2 separate regions of the Homo sapiens genome follow, and region 2 is linked to region 1. A link is a loop called in an ENCODE intact Hi-C map of the cell type or tissue named here. Cell type or tissue: PC-3. All regions are shown on one strand. Each heading gives the region's core, and the rest is flanking DNA. Links, peaks and the distances in the headings are about the cores only. Region 1 has its middle 120 kb from the start of SAMMSON. Region 2 overlaps MDFIC2 (MyoD family inhibitor domain containing 2).

Region 1 (4,405 bases), core at 92-4,091:
AGGTGAATGCTATACAAAAGAAAATATTGGAGAAGACATTCGAGAACAGTAAGGTTGGAAAAATTTGGCAGACAATTTAAAAATTGAAAAGCATTGCTATTAATTACAGTACATGCAAAAGTTATGCTATAGGATAAAAAACTTATTTTGCAAAACAATCCTATTTTGAGACCTAGAAAACTAATCTTTCAAAAGTTATCTATTCTAGAAACAATTTAAGGAATACATGCCTGAAATAGAGAAAAATCTTCTGTTTCACAGCTTTTCATCTTGAATAAAAAACATGTTTTTTTCACTATTTGTTTTCTTATTGACAGTTAATGTTAAATTATTACTGTTTTAAACGTTCATAATGTTATTTTACATTTGTTAATAAGCATATCTATATTCTTTATGTTCTTTAATAATTGAAAATTGGGCTGAGTGCAATGGCATAGGCCTGTAATCCTAACAATTTGGGAGGGCGAGCAGGTGGATTGCTGGAGCCCAGGAGTTTGAGACCAGCCTGGGCAACATGGTAAAACCCCAAACCCCGTCTCCACACACACAAAGAAAATATATAATAATTAGCTGGGCTTAGTGGACACGCCTGTAGTCCCAGCTACTCAAGAGGCTGAGGTAGGAGGATTGCTTGAGCCCAGGAGGTAAAGGCTGCAGTGAGCCAGGCTCACACCACTACACTCCGGCCTGGGTGACAGAGAGAAATTTTGTCTTACAAAAAAGGAAAATTAATAGGAAAGAGATAAAATTATAAAGACCATCACATTCCTGATTATAGACTGCATAGTATTAGTGAAAATAAAATCCTCAATGACTAATACTTTTTACCTCTTATTATTAATTCCAAAGTAAATGTCCCACACAAACAGTATAATAGGATAATTTTTGGCACCAAATCGATACTTGTTATTATATCCCAGGTCTGTCGAGACCCTGGTCAATGGTGGTGTCCCTCTGAGTCTCTTACGAGATTCATACCAAGTGCCTGGACTGTGCCAAGTAACACCCCGCTTCAAACACAACAACATTGTGCAGGGGGGATCCTTAGAATCCACACTTTCAAATGGGAGAATGCAAGCTTAAAGTAGTTAAGCTACGTAGCTGACTCGGCTGACTCCAGGCAGTCGGCCACCAGTCTTTGTCCCTGCCCTGTCACTGTCCTGTCTCCTTCACGCCTAAGGCAGCACCAGCACCAGAAACACAGTGGACGCTCAGGAAATTCAGCACTATTTTGTTTGTTTGCTGTGTGTATTGGCTTTTGCTTGGGCCGGCTTAAGACTTTCAAAGCCCCAAGTTACTGAAAAGCTTACATAATTCAAATTTTAAAACCATGCTCGACTATAAAGGAAGCTGAAGAAAGTCCAAGAAAGTCTTTATTTTTCTCATGATGACTCTTCTGATGCTTTGTTAAAAGATCAAATGTAAAAATTCTTTAAAGTAAATGTGTATTTTTTTTTGCCTTGCTTGGTACACTACAAACATACACACGATACAGTACAGTATGGGCCCATTTCAACTGATGGAGAGTTCTTTCTAGACATCCTCCTACTCAGGGCTTATGCTAGGTATGACTGAGAGGAGGAGATGAAAGGCTGCATTCTACAGCAGGGGTCCCCAACCCTCGGGCCAGGGACCAGTACTGATCTGTGGCCTGTTAGGAACAGGGCTGCACAGCAGGAGGTGAGCTGGCAAGTGGAGCTTCATCTGTGTTTACAGCTGCTCCCCATGGCTCACATCACCACCTGAGCTCCGCCTCCTGTCGGATCAGCAGTGGCGTTAGATTCTTATAGGAGCGCGAACCCTATTGTGAACTGCACATGCAAGGAATCTAGATTGCGTGCTCCTTGTGAGAATCTAATGCCTGATGATCTGTCACTGTCTCTCATGACCCCCAGATACGGCTTACCATTTAGTTGCAGGAAAACAAGCTCAGAGTACCCTCTGATTCTACATAATGGTGAGTTGCATAATTATTTCATTATGTATTACGATGTAATAATAGAAATGAATTGCACAATAAATGTAATGCGCTTGAATCATCCCGAAACCATCCCCCCACACCTCCAGTCCGTGGAAAAATTGTCTTTCATAAAACTAGTCCCTGGTGCCAGAAAGGTTGGGGATCACTGCTCTATATGATCATTGCTTCAGTGCATCCCTGACTCAGCAGACACTTGAGAGAGCTTCAAGAGAAGACTAGGTGCTAGAGGATACTCTCCTGCGTTTTTAATATTTCACTGCCAATTCAGGTTTAGTCGCCTCAGTCAAAAACAATCTTGGAGTGTCACCTCCAAGGACATTTGCTTGAGCATGGAGGCATGGCTGACTTCAGTTCTCACATGAGTGCAAGAGCTCCTCCTGCTGGCAGAGGTGAGAGCAACACTCCAGAGTACATGCGTGAAGCAGGCAGCTTCTGTCATCATGGCGGGCCATCATGGTATGGCGAGAAGAAACCAAACTTTGACGTGAATTGAATGTAAAAACCTGCATCCAATCAAATGCATGGGCTTGACTGTCCTGAAAAAAATCAAATTCTTCATCCTAGATTAGCTCTCGCTAATTTGGGGTTCTCTCAGAGCACTGGCTGACCGACTCGCCTTCTAAAATGCTAATCACCAAATGCCATACATCCCTGGGTTCCATTCTGAACTCCTCACCTTATTCCAAAGCCCCCATATGAAGTGTCTCTCGTGACAAGTGTGGGGAAAATGTGGTGAAGAGTTAAAAGTGAATCTCTTACCTCTTTGAACTGTTTTCTTCGTACTTCATGTACACAGATACACTTTTGATGTGTTAACTAGAAAATCTGACTAGAAAAGAACAAAGCAGCTGTCACTGGAAGGAAGACACTGACAAAAAAAACCACACAGCCCTTTATTGAAGAACTGTCAAGCCCATCCTACAGTTCTGGGGTTGTCTGTGGTATTTATCAAAGACCTAGATCTGATGCAGGAAATTAAAAATAATAATAATAATAAATCTATCCACTGGGCATTTATTAAAGGAATCTAAAATTCTATTACATTTAAAATAACCAAAATGGATATTTTAACAATTCAAATACAAGGTTGTTTGTATTAGTTACATATATATGCATATTTGTATATTCATGTGCATGCTTTCTTACCACAAAAATGCACATGTATATATAGAGAATAAAGATATATACATAGATAATGTGTTTACACACAAATTAAAAACATTTTTTCTCACTATGAGGAATCTTTTAATGTATTTAAACATTTTTCTTGATATAACCTTTATTTTAATATTACATATAAAATTGAAGCTTTTGAATATTTCTGAAATTTGCTTAAATGGTCTGTCCAGGAAAGTGGATTCCTGCATTTCATGTTGCTCAATGGACTCACAATATTTTCCTGAATGTCATTCCCAGCTTTGAGGTAATGTACATGTTTTTCTTTCCTCTGTGCCATTATATATTTATTATAAAATTTTCTGTTCTATGTGCTATTTCAGCCCAGTCCTAATTACTGTATTACATGGAATTCAATTACCGTTTTCTAAGTAAATATACTGTATGTAATAAGAGTAGCGGTCAGGGGGCAGTGGCTCACGCCTGTAATCCCAGCACTTTGGGAGACCAAGGCAGGTGGATCACCTGAGGTCAGGAGTTCGAGAGCAGCCTGGCTAGCATGGTGAAACCCTGTCTCTACTAAAAATATAAAAATTAGCCAGGTGTGGTGGCGGGCGCCTGTAATCCCAGCTACTCAGGAGGCTGAGGTAGGAGAATTGCTTGAACCCAAGAGGTGGACGTTGCAGTGAGCCGACATCACGCCATGGCACTCCAGCTTGGGTAACAAGAGCGAAACTCCGTCTCAAAAAAAATAATAATAAATAAATAAGAGTAGTTTTCTTACAAAACCCCAATGACATGAACACGAGGAGAAAAGAAATCTAGGAAAGAGTGCACAGAAAAGCAGAACAGATAAAGTTGCTAAGTGTAGCTGGAAATGGTCCATATATTCAAACAAATCTATCTCCTCATATTTTCTGGTCACATTGCCAGATTATAGGATAGGCTTCAGACTTGAGGCTTCACATCTTAGCTATATCACTTAAGAGTAGTATGTCTTTGGGCAGGTTACTTAACTTCTGAGCCTCAGTTTCTTCACCTGTAAAATAGGGGTAACAGCTACCTCACAAAGGTTGTTTAACTGAGACATATTTACCACAGCAGGGTCCCCACAACATTAGTTTGAAAGGAAGCAAGTAGATGTTGGATGCTAAAAAAGGGCTCGGGGTGCCATGGTTAAATCAGTTTGAGAGGTGGGACATTGAACAATGCAGAACAGATTTCTGTTTTACAGAACAGAATGCAGGGCTTCTCAGAGCCTTTCCCATGCTCCTTTTAATCAAAATATAATTCAGTATTCAGATTTCC
Region 2 (4,405 bases), core at 301-4,300, 140 kb before region 1:
ATACTATAGAAATATATTTTAAAAGAAAAGTATAAGCCAGGTGCAGTGGCTCACATCTCTAATCCCCACACTTTGGGAGGCGGAGGCAGAAGAATCTCTTGGGCCTAGGAGTTTGAGACCAGCATGGGCAACATAGGGAGATCCTGTCTTCACTGAAATAAAAATAAAAAAATTAAAAATAAAAAAATTCACCCTTGTGTGGTGGTGTGTGCCTGTAGTCCCAGCTACTCGGGAGGCTGAGGCAGGACTCTGGATCACTTGAGCCTAGGAGATGCAGGCTGCAGTGAGCCATGATTGTGCCACTACTCTCCAGCCTGGGTGACAGAAATGAGACCCTGTCTCTAAATAAATAAATAATAATATAATTTAAAAATATATATCTCTATGATAAGTAGAGAAGTGAAGCAGTTACAGTTGCCCCAAAATGTTTATATTTAATAACGATTACAGTTTAATCAAAACAGTGTTGAGCTATATGAATTAAAAATTTGACATTAGAAGTACATAATTAAATATAAGTCATAATAGGTCACATCAACTCACAAAAATACAAAGCTGAAAATAAGTTCCTCCTTCAATAAAAAAACATAAATGTTTGTAAATATTTTTAATAAAGCAACATTCTGCTTAAGGCTACTAAACTGAAGAAAAAGATATAATAGCCAAAATAGTGTGAGAGACTGGTTCAATAAACTTGGCTCAAAAGACAAAGAGATTTCTCATTCTCTTTTCTGAATAAGCAAACTTTTTTGGTGATATGATTAGGCTTTGTGTCTCAACCTAAATCTCATGTTGAATTGTAAGCTCCATAATTTACACGTGTCAAGGGGGAGACCAGGTGGAGGTAACTGGATCATGGATATGGCTTCCCCCATGCCGTTCTCGTGACAGGGAGTGAGTCTCATGAGATCTGATGGTTTTATAAGTGTCTGGCATTTCCCCGGCTGGCACTCATTCTCTCTCCTGCCACCCTGTGAAGAGGTGCCTCCCATCATGATTATAAGTTTCCTGAGGCTTCCCCAGCCATGCTGAACTGTGAGTCAATTAAACCTTTTTTCTTTGTAAATTGCCCATTCTCAGGCAGTTCTTTACAGCAGTGTGAGAATGGACTAATACATTTGGTAAGGTGCAAAGCACATGGAGAAAATGTCCCTTATCTGCTTACCTTTGCCAGTCAGTTTGAAAAAATATTAATGAAGCACCTTGATAATGCAACCCCACCCTAAAAGTCCTGAGATGGCTGGGAAGGTTCGCTCATGAACTTGTGTGTTAGTGTGTGTGTGCAGGGAGTATGGAGGTAGCATGGAGCAGGGTGGGGTGGGTTGGGGTGGTGGTCATCAAATCCTAAAATCAAGAGATTTCCTGCCTTCTCTGCAATCTCCATCTTCCTTTACCTTTGCTCCAAAATTGATGCCTTTCCTGCTCTTGCATTCCATTAGTGAAAAGAATATCACACTTGGGAGAATATCTCACTAGGTTAGTTTTTTCTCCCTTCTTCACCTGAATACTTCCTTTCAATCCCCTATATCTCAACTTAAATATGATTTATCCAGAGAGACTTACATGAACACTAGCCTACTTTACATTCTCCCCCTGATATGGTTTGGCTGTGTCCCCACCCAATCTTGAATTGTAGCTCCCATAATTCCCACATGTCATGGGAGGGACCCAGTGAGAGGTAATTGAATCATGGGGGCAGGTCTTTCCTGCGCTGTTCTTGTGATAGTGAATAAGTCTCACGATATCTGATGGTTTTATAAAGGGGAGTTCCCCTGCACATGCTCTCTTGCTGCCACCATGTAAGATGTGACTTTGCTCCTCATTCACCTTCCACCATGATTGTGAGGCATCCCCAGCCATGTGGAACTATGAGTCAATTAATCGTCTTTCCTGTATAAATTACCCAGTCTATGGTATGTCTTTATTAGCAGTGTGAGAACAGACTAATACATCCCCGATGTCCCTACACACACACCCAAGAGTTTCCATAGCTCCCTGTATTTTCCCTATCATGAGATTCATCACACTGCTATTATTCCCTGTTTAATATTTGTCCAAGAATTCTGTTATTATGGGACTGCATCTGCCATGTTCACTGTGTTTAGCAAAGTGAGTCTTTAGCAAAGTAAATGGCATACTTTCAGTGCTCAGTAAACATTTGTTGATGAGATGAGTGACTTAGTATATGGCCTGATGCCAGCAACTGTTTGACTCACCCAACTCACTTTGTTCAAAGTCCATGCTCACCAATAAATTCTCATGGTTATTCTCTAACAGGGAGAGAATATGCTGGTCATGTGGACTCAGGCACATTGATCCTTGTGATCTGTTAATTAGCAAGCCGATATTCAGTTCTTAGACAGTCATTGGATAAGCCCTGTTGCTGTGTTTGCCCTCTAAAAATAAATCCACTCTTAGAAGACTAAACAAGAGCAGATTTCTAAATATGTAAACGTGATAAAGGCCTGCATTGTGGCAAATTGCAAAAGTATACTTAACTAGAGAGACAGCAGATAACACGAAGGCCTTTTTAAGGTCAAGAGAGGTCAAGAGATGTTCAAGTCATTGCCATTGCCATTTTTATTTACACCATCTGTATATATTTTAAAATGAATAAATGCAAAACATATGCTACATTTTAAACATATATATTTTGTAATCATTTAAAAAGTAATCCTTTCTGGAAAAATATTAAATGCAAAGTGATTGTGCTAGACACAAGATGATTACAGAATTTATAACATAATGATAATTCATAGTAAAGTTAACTGCTTCCAGTCATGACAGAGTAGGAGAGCCTGAATCATCCTTCTGCTGTTGACACCTAAAGAACTAGAAATAATGTATTCAACAACCATTTGAGATATTGGACAACAGCAATTGCAGGACTGTGAACCCCGAGAGAAAGGAAACAAAGTGAGTTCCACCATCGCCCAGACCTTCTGCCTAGGAGTAATTTCTGGACTGTGATATAGCAACGGGAACCCAGATGGAGCCAGACAGTGTTACTGAGATGAAGGAAAGACAAATTGAAATTTGGGGAGGCAGAGAGGATAGAAATTTATAGGGCAGAGAACCCAAGAGAAGGGAGCTCGGTAGATAAATATTTTATAAATTTGCGTAGGGCTCCCTTGAGTCTTTTGCTGAATACCATCTACATGTGTGAAGTGAAACCCTATGAGGCTAGGCATGACAAACTTTCTGGGAAAGAACAACTACTAGAGATCTGTCAACCAAACATTTTCCAGAGATCTTTCAGGGCTGAAAATTACTTGAATTCCCAACAGCCCAAGAGGAGAAACATCTGTGAGTATGGGAGCATTCAGGGTCACAACTGCAGAAGGATCACACCTTAGAAAAGCTAAATTAGCTCTAGAGTAATTATTCCTATAGACCTACCCTAAAAGAGTTTTAAAATAAAATTAAAAAGAACTATATTGATCACAATTGTCACTAGAACAAAGTCAAATACACTTAAAAGAATATTTTTTTAAAAACCAGCACTCGATAACATAAAATTTATAATACCCAGCATACAGTAAAAATTACTGAAGAAAGAAGAAGCAGGAAAATATGATCCATAACCAGAAGGAAAAATCAGTTGGTTAAAAACAGAACCATTAATGACAAATATAGAGTTTATAGTCAGGGTATCAAAACAACTATTATAAATCTGTCCTATATGCTCAAAGATATAGAGGAAAGACAAACATAAAGAGAGAGATGAATTACCTAGAAATAAATGAAATAAAATTTTTAGAGAAATGCAATACCTAAAATTAAAATTTCCCTGGATAGTATTAACAGCAGGTTAGACAATACAGATAGGAAGAGCAGTGAATATGAAAATGTAGCAACAGAAACTATCCAAAGCAAAACACAGAGACAAAAATATTGGGAGAAATAAAACCCAACCTTATTGACCTGTGGGACAATATCAGGTCATCTAACATAGTTTTGAAGGAGAGGAGAGAGATGGAACATGGAAAAATATTTGAAGAAATAACAACTAAAGATCTTCCAAATTTGATGAAAACTATAAACTTACAGATCCCGGAATCTCCAATAACCCCAAGCAAGGCAAGCATGGTGCATGCGCCAACCCTGTTATGTGACACAAGTGTAAAATTTGAGAGTCAATGACTGCTTGCTTTGAACCTAGCAGAATATTTCTGTAATATAATATTACATGCAACTTCATTTGGAAATAACTTCAAAATTCCTTTATTATGACAGTAAATAAGGCCCACATGAAACGGCATTCCAGAGCCCCCAAGCCATCCCCATAATAAACACTGAAGAGCTCTGCATTTACTATAACTGGTCTTATTTCATTTCTACAGTCTTATTAAGAATGCATCCGCATCTTTTAAAGAACACTGATTGAAGTTATTGTCCGTTATAT

What was found. A loop is a pair of places that touch in the nucleus more often than their neighbours do. Peaks named below come from ENCODE experiments on the same cell type or tissue, not always from the same donor. Only the 100,000 strongest peaks of a DNase experiment are listed, where the experiment ranks them.
Region 2: it touches region 1 in a loop (4-fold over the local background); 2 of 110 quality-filtered maps call a loop at or near these places.

Annotation. Positions count from the first base shown.
Region 1 is chr3:70,118,520-70,122,924 of GRCh38, reverse strand. It overlaps a transcript of SAMMSON not described here. Among named protein-coding and RNA genes, the nearest start is that of SAMMSON, 120 kb to the right of the region's middle. RefSeq lists an enhancer at 2,260-2,479. In PC-3, for the core only: CTCF peaks have their summits at 2,169 and 2,368 (motif pointing left); a DNase peak (open chromatin) is centred at 2,344; H3K4me3 peaks cover 276 bases.
Region 2 is chr3:70,262,375-70,266,779 of GRCh38, reverse strand. All of the region lies in intron 2 of MDFIC2 (MyoD family inhibitor domain containing 2), which reads left to right. It also overlaps a transcript of SAMMSON not described here. Among named protein-coding and RNA genes, the nearest start is that of MDFIC2, 48 kb to the left of the region's middle. RefSeq lists an enhancer at 2,028-2,322. In PC-3, for the core only: no CTCF peak of the experiment used is centred there; a DNase peak (open chromatin) is centred at 2,179; H3K27ac peaks cover 3,408 bases.